Regions from separate parts of the Homo sapiens genome. Here region 1 is linked to region 2. The links are chromatin contacts, found by Hi-C or POLR2A ChIA-PET in ENCODE. All regions are on one chromosome and are shown on one strand. The core of a region is the stretch at or near the end of the contact, and the rest is flanking DNA. Distances in the headings are between cores, read along the strand shown.

What was found. A loop is a pair of places that touch in the nucleus more often than their neighbours do. ChIA-PET counts read pairs that join two places held with the same protein, here RNA polymerase II (POLR2A). Pooled maps may share reads with other maps.
Region 1: a map of GM18951 shows a loop between it and region 2 (4-fold over the local background). The contact joins the promoter of ZNF518A here to the promoter of ENTPD1 in region 2. A Hi-C loop is called at or near these places in 1 of 168 maps with a recorded cell type or tissue (GM18951) and 3 of 50 pooled maps. POLR2A ChIA-PET finds 5 or more read pairs at or near these places in 1 of 52 experiments (OCI-LY7).

Annotation. Positions count from the first base shown.
Region 1 is chr10:96,126,923-96,133,927 of GRCh38, reverse strand. ZNF518A (zinc finger protein 518A) reads right to left here and starts at 3,631. Exons shown (of 6, transcript NM_001330736.2): 1 at 3,176-3,631; 2 at 1,258-1,342; 3 at 280-345. It overlaps LOC124902486 (a long non-coding RNA gene), which reads left to right. Exons shown (of 2, transcript XR_007062254.1): 2 at 1-4,873. RefSeq lists enhancers at 2,867-3,770, 3,579-4,218, 3,771-4,675.
Region 2 is chr10:95,753,594-95,761,246 of GRCh38, reverse strand. It overlaps ENTPD1 (ectonucleoside triphosphate diphosphohydrolase 1), which reads right to left and starts at 5,084. Exons shown (of 10, transcript NM_001776.6): 1 at 4,992-5,084. The coding sequence starts at 5,007. ENTPD1-AS1 (ENTPD1 antisense RNA 1) reads left to right here. Exons shown (of 6, transcript NR_038444.1): 6 at 4,533-7,653. RefSeq lists a silencer at 3,834-3,893 and an enhancer at 5,224-5,523.

The DNA.
Region 1 (7,005 bases), core at 2,382-4,881, 370 kb before region 2:
AAAAAGTTACTTAATGACATAAACGATAACGTGGTACCTCAACTCAGCTCTACTGCTCTCTACTCAATGTACATTATTTTCTGACAAAATAAAAATTCATGCCTTTGTAAAAAAATGGCCCTGAACAGAAATCCATTTGCTGGTGAAGTTCAGGGAAGAACACGGTTATTATGATAATTAAAGCAATACTGTAAGGTGGTATAGTCTATGTCAGCTATTTCAGCAGTTACATAAATAATCTTATTCCTAATTTACGGTCATACTTATGTGTATACTTACTGCATTTAGAGGAATTTTATGATACTGTGGTATCCAAGAATCTTAGCATTTCAAAGATCCCAGGACCTATCCAACACAAAGAGTAGGAGACATCTGTGTTTTGAGGGTAGAAAAAACATGTTTTTTTACATGGGTACAATATTTTCCACTACATTTCCAAAGCTTTCCTTATAATACCATAGATTTGTTGGCATATTTTTCCTCCTTTTTTGTCTACACCCAGACATTCACATGACTGTCTTCAAGAAACCAATCATAACACTATAGTGATTCCCAAGTCCCTTTCCTGATTCATAATGAAGATGCTATTAGTCATAATATAAACACATATCAGATAATTTTTCTTTAGGTACATTGCTTTGCACTTACTAGACCAAAACCACAATCTTCTGGCCATTCATATAGCTTTGAAACATCTATCTACCACCTTTATCTCCACTGTTCATTACCCAGAAGACTTTAATGCCACTTTTCTATTCAGAAGGATGATAGTTAAAGTTATATTTGGATTTCTAATAAAATGTTAAGTAATAAACTATGAAACCAAAAATTACTTTTTTTGCTTAGATTAAAATGAAAACTCATGTTTAAGTATTTTATTTTAGCCAAAAAATAAAATAAAACTATAACTTATATAACTTATGAAAACTCATGTATATGTAAAACTACAGGTTGAGTGTCTCTTATTTGAAATGCTTGGGAACAGAAGGGTTTCATTCTTTTTTTCTTTTTCTTTTTTAGGATTTTAGAGTATTTGCATTATACCAGTTGAGCATCTCAAATCCAAAAATTCAAAATCCAAAATGTTCCAAAGAGCATTTCCTTTGACCATCATGTCAGCACTCAAAAAATTTTGCATTCTGGATTTTTGGATTTGGGATACTTAACCTATATTTTACTTTATTTAGTCCAATATTAAAACATACCAACTTACTACTTAATAGACTATATACTCCAGTATTTCAATCTTTACCATACCTCTTTCTTCAGGAACAAAAGGCACACAATTTAACACTTGCACAATGTCACAATCAGGAACAGTGATCAAAAGAAGAGATGATATCTGGAAATGAAGACCAAGATTTTAAAACTTTTGACGACAAAAACTGTTCAATTACACTTCACATTCAACTTAGGTGTATAAAGAAATGTAAAAAAAAAAAAAAAAAACTAAGAAAAAACTTCTATACACTTAAGCATACATCATTGATGACCAGTGATAACATGTCACAAATTTGCAAAAGTCACAACCTAAAGCTTAGAATCAATCTAACTCAGTATCTTCATTTATTACAAGAAAAAGAAAATGAGCCTTGCCCAAAGTCACAAAACTAGAAATAATATCTGGATCCGGTTCCAATTCAGTTATCCTACCACCACAATACTAACCCTTAATACTCATTTCTGGTATCTAATATGCCATGAAAACTGCTCACCATGAGAAGCCAATACCCCATATAGAACTGAAATACTCACAGCCTACACACCTGGGACCAGATAATAAATAAAAATTTCAAGACGGTGTTAAAACCTTTTTGTTCTGCTAATAGCACTTTGCCACAAAACCTTCAGTAGCATACCTGAAGGAATGTGGGCAAGATTCAAGTCTCCTATCATTTAAAGAAAAAAAAAAAAAGTAGTATTAAGTGCTCTAAAGTATGCAATGTCACAATGCCTCAATGAGAACAATTCTAAACAACTATAAACAGAAAAGTAAACAACAAAAATACACTTAAAGGGCATTTAAAGCATATCCTGAAGTCAAATTATAGATCTAGGCTAAAGTATAGTCCCTCTGTAATATTTCAAAATATAGAAACTTCTGGGATTACAGCATACTATTACCAGAGAGACTAGAACAGAATCCGAAGTGTGACCATGGCAAAAAATTGAAGCATTTAAAAGTTCATACATTATCAATGCACACAGTGGGTGTTCATTGTGGTTACTGTCTTTTGTCCTTCCATAAAACCAGATATAAAACGTTTTATTTGGTAATTATACTTATTTTCACGCAACAAACAGGAAACATTTGGTTGTGTAACATACCTACATTTTATTCTCCCCTTTTGTTGGCAATTTTCTGTATCTAGGGATGATCTAATTTACAGTTTCTATGGCAAAAATCAACATCGTTTACTATGCTTACCTTCCCCAGGAAATCCCAACACCCTCAAAGTGTTAACAGAACGCAATGTCTCTTTATAAATTTCAGAAAAGACAATTTTGCTGAAAGATAGTGAATGCATTTCTATAAATTTGCAGTTAAACTCAAAAAATGTTAGGAAATTTCACTGAATCAATTTAAATGTTTTAAATTAAACCTGAGGATATCAACCTTAGAGTACACTCAAATCAGACCCCTTGCTGCAGAAAAAGCAATTCAACAATTACCAGTAACTAGATCTAACATGCACACTTTCAAGTTAATAGAATTCCTATCCTGACAGTTTGGTGTCTTCATGTTTTATCACTGCGACAACTGTACAAATTCCAACATTCTTATGAATTCCTTGAACATTGACTTATTTTATTTTTCTAGGGTTTTTTAGACGTTTGACAACATACTCAACAATGTTTGCACTAAAACAGCTCACATACACTACTTGCTCTCAAATTTAAACCTAAAAAGAAAACTGAGTCTTAACTGTTGTATTCTGAACTTTAAAGCTACATCTGTTTGATCGGTCCACTTAAGAGTTAAAACATTTTTCCTTATATACATTTCGCTCTATGTACTTTTCAATTACCACAGCCACCTAGGAAGAGACTGTCTACTTGACAAAGAGGACACCATGTAACGAATAGAGTCAAAATGAACCCTACATGTGAGAAAGCCAGTTACAAAGAAATCCAACTGCCACTGGGTGTGGTTAGGGTCTGCGGGGAAGAGCACCTTTGGCCAACTCTGGAGAAGAGCGAGCGCGTCAGGGAGCAGGGCATCTCTGCAAGAAATGGCCCCCAATGACCATACGCTGGGCCAGCAATAGGGACGCCGTCGAGTCGGGCCTGCGAACCTATAGCTCGAGGGGTGCGGTCTGCGGGGCGCCCTTGCTGTCTCCACCAACCACGAAACCCGCCGAGTGAGTGCTTCGAGCGCCGCGCGCCCAGCTTCGCCCCAAACACCGCGCCCGATCCGCCCCTTCCTCCGGGGTTCGGCTGCCCCGCGGGGAGCGCGGAGGCACACCGTCTCCTACTCCCACCCAGCTCCTAGAATGTAGGAGAGTGTAGAGTTCAAAAAGCCCGGAAGTAAAACAACCCCAGGTTAAGAAAGTAAGGGTAAGCTCTAGCAGTCGGCAAAAGCGCTCGGCAAAAAAACCCCGACTTCTCCAGAAAAACTTTGCGGCAAGTTAAGCGGAAGCGCTGAATGGCCGGGACTATTTAACTCGCGCTTCCTCTCACAAGAGGCGGATCCCTGGACCTGTTTGGGGGACCCTGACGGTCCACAAACTCGCCGTTTGCCTGCTGGGTGGCCCTCTAGAAGTTCTGACATCCTAAAAGGTCTGGGCAGTCCCGCTGACGGGGAATACCTGTCGTAGTACCCATTGCCTGCGAGTCCCTGATGGCGGCCATTACACTTCCATCCGGGTATTGCCGAAAAGCTGATCGCAGCGCTACCGGGAGCGCACGCTGCGGCGGAGGGATCTGCGCTTTACCTGAGACAAGCGGAAGAGAACGGAGGCCGGCAGGGTCCGCGCTCGGTCTGACGAGACTAGGCCATGGAGCTGGGTTCGCCGCTGACCTCTCCATCTAGCGCGCGGCCCCGGCGCCCACCAGTCCAGTGACCCACTACTACCTCTTTGCTCACCAGCAGCTGCTGATCTTACTGCCGGTGAAATGGCAGACAAACGTCTACTCTGTGCTCTTCAGAGTAGACACCAGGAGCAGGAACTGTATGCACTTCCCAAGCCCTTGCTGACTGGGAATGGTCTCCACCCTGAGATTTTAACCAGTTCCGGTTTAGCAAATGGCGCCTCCCCACCTCTGGCTTCTGGCACGCAGGTTTTAGCAACCATTGTAGCCCACGTCAACGAAAGAAGCTGCCGCCAGTAGTTCTAGAAGACATACTGAACTCCAAACCTGTATATATTGAATAATTGATCAAAAACTATCTTCACAATGAGGGAGGCTCACATCTCCCTCAAACGAATACTTCCTCTACCTGACAACAGGGCTGGACAGTTAATATGGTTGGCTTTACCCCAAAGGCCAGTGTGGCTCCTCTTCTGTTCTTTATAAATCCAACCTACTAATTGATACCTCACTTTCTACATAATTCTACATAAATTATCTTCCTTTTAAAATGTGGGGAGGGAATAAGTGGCGGCAAACGTTTAAGCAACAACAAAAAACCTTGGCGCAGAAGGATATACCAATAAATTGAAAGTGAAACTATGATCAGATTTTTCATTTTTTAATGTTCCGTGTTTTCTTAAGTAGCATGTATGACATTTATAATTTTTAAAAATTTTTTAAAATATGTGTATGATACATATTTTTCATTGTCTTAGGGCAGGCTTTTGAAAATGTCAGCCTGTAGCCAAATGCAAGATTTTCTCCATCCTTTAATAAAAAGCACACTGAGAAATCCTCACTTTGTCTTTAGGAAGCCTTCTTTATTATTGTGTTTACTGGGCTACACAATTCCACCTAGAAAAGGCGAATGAGCGGAAATTCACATTAGTCATATTTATGCTTGTGTAAAACACACAAGGAGAAATCTTCTGTAAATACCAAAGGGGATGCCATTATGGAATGAAGAACATGTTTACAAAGTGGATTTTATTCCGCATCGTACATCACCCATCTCTCTTCAGGTCCTCATTTCTGTGCAAGCCAGACATGCACACACATCACAGCAGAAAGAGAGAGAACGAGATTTTTCTTTTAATAACAAAAAACGATGTTAGTTTGGAAAAATGGACAGAGTTTTTTGTTCTGTGTTTTGATGTAGTTTTTGTTTTTTCGATTAAGATATTGCATCCCCCCCCACAGTATTCACATTATAACTTTATTTTTACTTCTACATATACATTCACCTACAAAACCTTGCAAACCTGCATTTATGTTATAGAAGAATTGGAGAAAGTTAAAATAAATTAAAATATTAGTCAGACTTACCTTATCTCTTCCCCTTTCTCTTCCACCATTCATATCACCTCTTCCACCATTCATATCACCTTTTTTTTCTTGCTAACCTCTATGTTCAAAACCTGAAAGGTTTCTCTTGATCTCCTTTCAGGTTTTGAACATATTGGTTAGCAAGAAAAAAAAAAGTGGAAGTGGGGTGGTGAGGGAGGAGAGGAGAGAGGAGAGTGAATCAAGAAGGAAGGGAAGATGATTAAAAGGGAGAAAAAGATACAAAGGGGAGAAGGCTAAATCATAGCTTAGGAAAGGATTCTGGAATACTTTTTTACTTGAGAAGGATAGTTATGGGGATAGGACATCTAGATTAATGCTTTAAATAGTTGATCCCTCTGAAGACCTTACTACTGCTTACTAGCTGACAGCATTTAACCTCTGAGCTTCTCAGAGCTGTGCAACATATAACTAACACGTTATATATTGTTTGATAGACTGAAGAGAGTACTCAACGCCATTGCACCAAGAGTGTAATGGAAATGATAAAAGTGATGATGGTGGTGATAGTAATGAAGTTTCCATCTTGATTGCAAACCTCTTTCTGCTTTTCAATATACAACTGATGCCAGGTGCAGTGGCTTGTGCCTATAATCCCAGCGATTCAGGAGGCTGAGGTGGAAGGATTAAAAAAAATATGCGTACGATTCATGGACTCTGTGTCATAAAGCAGCTCACTTTAAGACAGTGAAATTTTCTCCTAAAAATAATATATAAATGGAAATTCATTTCTCTCTAAGGATTCTCACCTGTAAATCATACTTAAATCAAACTTATATTTGTTCTTACAACAATGTAAACATACTTTTAAGACACAGATAAGTTGGTACATCATAAGCACTATGATAATAAAAGATTAAATGATATTAATTTGGATAGTAAGAGTCTCTAAAAATGTCTCTCTTCTTTTTGCTGATCTATGAACTCAAGCCCAGGTTCTCTACCCCCAACAATATAATCAAGTGCAATCAGAATTGGGAAAAAAAAAAAAAAAAAGAGATATGAAGAGCCTGGGTGATACAGCATAAAGTGGTTACACATCCTGGTCAAAGATACGGCTTAATTACTTGTGGCAATCTATCATACAAGTGTTAGTTGATCTTTAAGTATTATTCTTCTCAATGTTCTTTTCAATTTTGTTGTTTAATATTTATTCAGCAGACATTTTCTTGAATACCTATTATGTGCCAGAAACTGCTAGCAATAAATAAGACATGATTCCTCATGGAGGGCCATCAGTTCAATGGAATTTTCTTGAATATTTGAAAGATTTTATGATCCAACAAAGCAATTCTAAAGATGAGATTTCAGACACTGTAACACAGGATGAGAAAGATTTTTCTTTAGGTTGGCATCCCTGACAGTTCCCTCTCAATTCACACTTCTTAGATGACCAAGACATTTTTATTAAGTTTTAATGAAAGATATAGTCCCTCTTTCTTAGTTCTTTTCATGGATACTATATTCAAACAGAAAGAACATTAAAATGAACTGTATAAACTATATTGGTCTTACCTAAGTATTTTAGGGTACCTCTCCCCACCCCTAATCACATCAAATTCTTCCTAAGACTGTCTGCATCCTGAG
Region 2 (7,653 bases), core at 3,835-6,334:
AAGTGACTCCACTCTTGCACACTTCACCAAACCATCAAGACATTTAGTGATTCTTCACCACAGGGGCTGCCCTTGATTTTGGCCTTCCTCCGAAGTACTTAAAAGAATAGACTCTATGGCTGGGCGCGGTGGCTCACGCCTGTAATCCCAGCACTCTGGGAGGCCGAGACGGGCGGATCATGAGGTCAGGAGATCGAGACCATCCTGGCTAACACAGTGAAACCCCGTCTCTACTAAAAATTACAAAAAATTAGCCGGGTGTAGTGGCAGGCGCCTGTAGTCCCAGCTACTCGGGAGGCTGAGGCAGGAGAATGGCGTGAACCTGGGAGGCGGAGCTTGCAGTGAGCTGAGATCGCGCCACTGCACTCCAGCCTGGGCGACAAAGCGAGACTCCGTCTCAAAAAAAAAAAAAAAAAAAAAAAAAAAAAAAAAGAATAAACTCTATGTAATTTACTCCAGGCCTCACCTTCACTCTACACAGATGGAGCCCATCACCTCTGGACAGTAGTTGGTGCGATTAAACACTAGTGCCCTTCAGCACCATTACCAGTTATAAAGAGCGGAGAAACAACCAAAAAGACAACACAAGAGGGAAAGCACTCTCAAAATGCAATTTGACCAAGTAAAGGCAATACCAATCACAATGATTTATAAAAACTGTTTACCAGATGTATGTTATTACCCCGCAGTGCAATCATGATTAAGGAAATCATTTAATGTGCAGCTGATTGCTTTGTAAAGGCTTATTTGATTACACGACCCATAGTGAAGGATAAACTCTGTACTTCTGCCTTCAAATCTCCAAGATGGACATGTAAGTAGGTTGACTGCTCAGAGCTTGGGAAAAAAGGGGGCTTTTTACTCTTAAATCTACACTATAGTTAAGGTAAAAGAGAGAAAAGATCTTCAAGCACTGCTGGGAGGGTGAAGGGGCTTGCCATGGGCACCAGATTCTACTCATCTTTCTAGATCCAACTGAAGTGTCCTATCCTTTGAGAAGTTTCTCCAGAAGCCATCGCTCCCTATTCTGCTTCTCATGGCACTTTCTCTTGTATTATTATTTTTTATTTTTATTTTGTTAGAGACAAAGTCTCATCATGTTGCCCAGGCTGGAGTGCAGTGGTTATTCACAGGTGCAAATATAGCACATTACAGCCTCAAACTCCTGGGCCCAAGCTATCCTCCTGCCTCAACCTCCTGAGTAGCTGGAACTACAAGCGTGCACCACTGTGTCATGGCACTTTGTTTAGACTTACATTACAGCTCTTGAGGAGGTAGAACGTATCCATTAGGATCCCAGACTTTGCAGCCTAACCACATCAGTCAAAATTTCCCCTCTGCCTATTATTAGCTGTGTGGCCTTAACCAAATGACCTCCTTCCACAGCTGGAAGATGCAGAAACCAATATCATGGAATTTTTGTAAAGATTACATGAGACAACACACATTACAATGTTTGGCACATAATAAATGATCAATGTTAGCTATTATTATTAGCACTTCCCAGCTATTATTATTAGGCTTCCCCACTAGACCGTGAGCAAACTGTTTATCCAAGGATCTGTGTGGCATGGGAACTTACAAATGGTAGACACACAATAATATTTGTCAAAATGGTTTGAAGGTATGCCAGGAAGAGGAAAGGGAGGGTGCTGGAAAAAACCATAGCGTACTTTATGATTTTTCCCAGGGCCAACTTCTGTAGTGTTTGTTTTTATTTCATTACCAGAGTACATTATCTCAGACAGCAAGGTTGCTATAAAGTAGGGCTAGAAAGACACTATTTATGGAACCAGATGTTCTGTTCAGAGAAAGCAAAGTTGGCTATGAGGCATCTGAAATCTCCAGTTTGGCCCTTGGCTGAGCAGGGAGTAGGGGCTGAAGTTCAGCCAGAGCTTCACTTGCCCAACAGGGTGCCCTGGCATGGGGTTACATTAGCTCTGAAAATCATCCACCCAGAGGGATGCATTTTGTTTTTCAGTGTATCCACATAGAGGGACGTCTTTACAGATTGTGCCAAAGATCTATATGTACCAGTGGGGAACCCTACTGCAAACTCAAAGGTCCCCTTTTAAACAAGCCTCTTGAAGGTCTCAAATGAGCATCAGCTAAAATAATAATACTTCACTTACTAAATATTTATTGAGTTCCCATTAGGGAACTCAAGGTGCTAATGGCTGACAAGGACCTTTTGGACTTGCACAAGAGCCTGGTGTGTACCACCTTCTAAGGAAAGCTTGGGATGTTCTCTGAGAGGAACACCAAATTCAAGAACCTGTCCCAGGGGCTGATGAATGTGGCTGCCAAGCTGACCCACAATAAGTACGTCAGAGGACCTCACAGACCTCATGGAGAAGGTCATTGAAACCTGACACCTTAACCATTGGTTGCTGAATGACATGTGCTCTTCCTGAATCAGTACTCAGCATATGTCCACTTCCTGCGTGGCTTCTGGCCCTCTATGACTGCTATATGGTCATCCTCTGTGGCTACCTCCTGTACCCCTATCATGACTGAGGCCCCTCTCCCACCACTCTGCCCACACTGATGAGAAAGTTGCCACAAGTTTAGAGACTAAAAATAAAATTGCACTAGACACTGCAGATCTAAAGGTGAATACAGAAAATATAATTGGAAGGGAGAGAAGGTGATGCAGAGGGCAGGAGCATGGACAAGTATGATGAGTGCCACCTTAGGCATAACTGATGAGGTACTATAGAAGCATCCAAGATGGGGGCTAATCTAGACTTGAAGGATTAGAGAAGGCTTAAAGGGGAATAACACCCAATATGAGGCTTCAAGCAGTGATAGCAAATGTTAATATTTATTTAGCAATACTATATATCAGGCCCTGTTCTAAAAACTTTGCATGAATCCCTCATTCAGTCCTTACCACAACCCTGTAAGATAGATGTTACTGTTATTCTCTTCATGTTACAGATGATGAAACTAAGGCACACAGTAAATGGTGGAGCTGAAATTCAAACCCAGGCAGCTCGGCTCCAGACTAAAGGGGAAGCAGAGTACCAGATAGGCCCTTAAAACAGAAGAAAGTGCCTAGCTTCAGTCTGAGGAAAGATGCAGTTCCTTTGGGGAACTGAAAGCAACTCAATGAGGCGCAGCTTGGGGTGGGGACAGACGTTCAGAGATGACTGGGTCTGCTCTGTAGGTTGGAAGAAAAACCAGAAGCAGAGGGTTTCAGATCCAGTCCAAATCTTTTTTTTTTTTTTTTTTTTTTTTTTTTGAGACAGTGTCTCACTCTCGCCCAGGCTGGAGTGCAGTGGTGCAACCTCAGCTCACTGCAACCTCTGCCTCCCGGGTTCAGGTGATTCTCCTACCTCAGCCTTCCAAGTGGCTGGGACTACAGGCGCACACCACCACACCCAGCTAATTTTTGTATTTTTAGTAGAGACAGGGTTTCATCATGTTGGCCAGGCCGGTCTCGAACTCCTGACCTCAGGTGATCCGCCCACCTCGGCCTCCCAAAGTGCTGGGATTACAGGTGCGAGCCACCACATCCAGCCCCCCAGTCCAGACTTTTGACAACTAGCTGTGACTGGTGTCACCAAACTAACCCCTTCTGACCTCAGTTTCTCCTTTTTGCAAAAGACCATAATAACAATACCTGCTTCTCATAGAGAATGGCCATGAGCACCAAATGAGGAAAATGTATGTGAACTTGAGTGCAAAGTACAAATTCCTTCACAGACTTAAGATTTTACCAGTATCACTTCCCCAGTAGCTTCAAGGATTTGCAAACCTGAAATCCACAATGTCAGGGCACCAGAAAAAGCAGAGAAACAGTATTGGGGAGTGGAAAAGCCCACCAGCCCTGCCTCAGACCACCTCCATCCACACTCAGCCCTTACTAACTATGAGATCTCAAGGCAAGTTATCCTCTCAGTACCTCAATTATGCCATCTGGAAAATGGGAATGTCAATGATAGCACTTGTAAGGTTCATGTGACAAGTAAGTAGCACATGTAATATGCTAGGTATAGCTCCCAACACAGAATAAAGACTTAGTCAACATTAACAGCTATCATTATTGTAAGTATTAAGAAATATGTTGGCTACTCATGCTATTCTTCCATGTTCTATACGGTATAAGCATGTGGGAATGTTAGAAGTTAGAGATGATAAAGAAGGAGGAGAAGGAGGTTTACAACCCTATACTCCCTCACTGCTGCAGAGATTCTTCCTGGCTCTCACACGCTGGCAAGCAGCTGGCTCTCCGTCTTGGCAGAAAATGCCCAAAAGAGGTAAAAGATAGAGACTGCACACCATCTGTGCAAACCAGGCTGCTCTTGTAGTTTTTAGACAAAATCTAAATGTAGTCAGATGTGACCTGCCCTTTTAAGATAGAATTATTCTATTTCCTCCCTCTACCCGTCCCCGTCCCCCACTCTGTCCCCCACATAAAACTCCCCCACATATCTCAAGAAACTTTCAGCATTTTGAAAGACATACTCTGGGGTCCTGTTGTGACAGCCTTGTGCCACATTAACTTCTCTGTCTTGTTCCCAGCAAAGAAGCCTTTGCTAATTTCACAACAGGAAAGCATGCAAGAAATTCGAGAACAAAACAAATCTACACGCAGAGCCCAGCATCTTCAAGCAAACACCCTGAGGTACAGACCCGAGGCTAGATGAGTCCGGACTGCAGATGAGGCAGCTGCCTCTTAAACTGCAAGGGGACTGAAAAAGTCATTTGCCTCTAAAAAAACCAACTCTGAATACAAATTGATAATGAATATTCATGAGCCCCTCCAGCTTGCTCTAGAGCCACCCTTGACTGCAACCCTGGACTCTGCTTCCTAAAAAGTTTCCCAAAGCTCTTTCTCTGCCTCCTCTCAGAAGGAAGAGGGTGGGAAAGTTCATTCAGGGCTTTTTGCCTCCAGCTTTCAAGTACTTGCTTTTTGGTCTGGGCTTTTATTTTTCCTTCTATTTTTTTTTTCTTAAGGATTCAGATCAAATCAATTTTGGTCTTACCCTTTGTATCTTCCATAAGTAGCAGCTTTTGTTTTCCTCCTCTTTCCTCGTCTTTCCCCCCCCCAGCCTCTGCTTGCTGTGGTCCGTCTCCGTGAGAGAGGTCCTCAAGGAAACAGAGATATAACAGACCCTTGGGCTCGTGGGAGGGGCTAAATTAGCCGGCCCCGTTTCGGAAGGAACCTCAAACCCTGTCTTTTTCATTGACTAGAAAGGACAGATTGACTGAGGAGTCCAGCAGCTCATTTTCCTAAAGTTACTCGAAGCCTTTTCCAGGTTGTAATTTTTTGCATCCTTGAAGCAATGTATATTCAAATCTCTCTCTCTTTCTCCCTTCTTCCCTCTCTCCCTTACTCCCTCCCTCTTCATCTCTCTCTCCCTCTCTTCGTTATAGAAATCCCTTTTTCTCCCTTGAAAAAGTCATCTCAGCTGCAAGCAAAAAAAGCTATTCCTTACTGCAATTATGAAGCTAGATAATAAGAAAGTTGTTACCTTGAAACCCGCTCGAAAAACTGAAAGTCAAGAACAGTTCTTCCCTCCCCATAAAGCCTCTGGTCCCATGACCAGCAATCCTTTCTCAAGGCTCATTAGAGCAAAGAGCAACAGGTGACCCAAGCGATGAGTTTCCTGCAGGAGACGCTGCGTTATTGGTTGGAAGGCTGGGTGGAACCACAGAGGAGCTGCTCAATGGGAACCGCTGCCTGGCTATGAATTGATGAAAGTCATCCACCATTTCCCAACTTTGACTTCCTACCTTTGAAGTCTAATGAGCATGAATTACCACATCCAGACCGTCAAGATTACCCCAATGTAGATGAGAGCCTGACCAAATTATTTTTAAACTGTGTAACAAAATTATTTTGAAATCAAAACAAGGGCTAATCCTTTGAAAGGAAGGTAAGTCCTCAAGTCCCAAGGCGACTTGGCAGCTTCTCCCTCCACAAGGCTGTTGCAAACCTTAGCATTTCAGGTCTGAAAGATACCTCAGACATTGAGTCTAAAAGAGGTTAGAGATGTGGAGAGGTTAAGCCACCTGCTCATGCTCACATACATGGTCTCTCTTATTTGCTACCATGTTCCCCAGCACCTAATACAGTTTCTCTCACAGCATGGGCTCTCAATAAATATTTGATGAATGGTTGAAAAAAATGAATGAATTGCAGCAAAGCAGAAATGTAGATCTGTTTTCCTGTTTCCTAGTTCTTGATTTTTCTACATTGCTTGTCTGGCATGTAAATTTGTATCTAAAGCCAGTTATACCATATAAATCATTAAATTTGTGAGCCCGAAGGACTGTTTTGACTCTATGTAGAAACTATATTCTCCAGCGAGCTTTCAGTCATACTTTAATAAGGACAAAGGATAACCTTTTAGTTTAGGCATCTCTGTTACTTTGCACGGTGCCACATGGTATATACTCAATACATTTTTTATACTTTAATAAATTTGGAGCTGTTTAACAATACTTTATTTCTGAAATGCTTTATAGTTATAGGATTTTGCATGTATGATAACAACTAATTACACTGAATGAAAGACTCAATGGATGTCTTCTCCCGAGTCAGTTTAGACTACATCTCTAATAATGAATATTGGTCTGATATTCATCCTGTTATGATAAAACTGGTTTTTGGTGATATGATGGGATTTTTTGTAAAAACCAACAATTGGTTTATGACTGCCTTTGTACTATTGTTTTGGAGAGAAATTTGAAAAGAGCATGTCCACAAAATAGTGTGCGAATTACAGAATGGAAACCAAAACATCAAAGCTAGAAAGAGAAAAGAATGATCAAAGGGAAGATCCAGAGTGGCTGAGGGGTAGGCAGGAGAAACAGACAAACAAGTACCTGAGCTTGTCAATGAGAGACACACTTTGGTGGGTGCTGTGGCAACGGTTCTCTACTTTATTACATTAGGATATTAGGTTCTTTTTTTTTTTTTTTTTTTGAGACAAGAGTTTTACTCTTGTCTCCCAGGCTGGAGTGCAATGGAGCCATCTCAGCTTACTGCACCCTCTGCCTCCCGGGTTCAAGTGATTCTCCTGCCTCTGCCTCCAAGTAGCTGGGATTACAGGCGCCCGCCACCTTGCCCAGCTAATTTGTGTATTTTTAGTAGAGATGGGGTTTCACCATGTTGGTCAGGCTGGTCTCGAACTCCTGACCTCAGGTGATCCGCCCGCCTCAGCCTCCCAAAGTGCTGGGATTACAGGCGTGAGCCACCATGCCTGGCCTATTTTACTACGTTCTTACATTCTTTTTTTTGAGACAGAGCCTCACTCTGTCATCCAGGCTGGAGTGCAGTGGCGTGATCTTGGCTCACTGCAACCTCTGCCTCCCAGGTTCAAGTGATTCTTGTGCCTCAGCCTCCCGCGTAACTGGGATTATAGATGCGCACCACTAAGCCTGGCTAATTTTTGTATTTTTAGTAGAGATTGGGTTTCACCATGTTGTCCAGGCTGGTCTCAAACTCCTGGCCTCAAGTGATCCGCTTGCCTTGGCCTCCCAAAGTGCTAGGATTACAGGTGTGAGCCACAGTGCCTAGCCACAGTTCTCTATTTTAAACAAAATTAAAATTCAAGGTCACTTCAGTCATGTTGTATCAGACGTTGTCGACAAAAGGTTACTTTGACAATTGTCTCATTCTCTTTACATTTCATCAGGGAG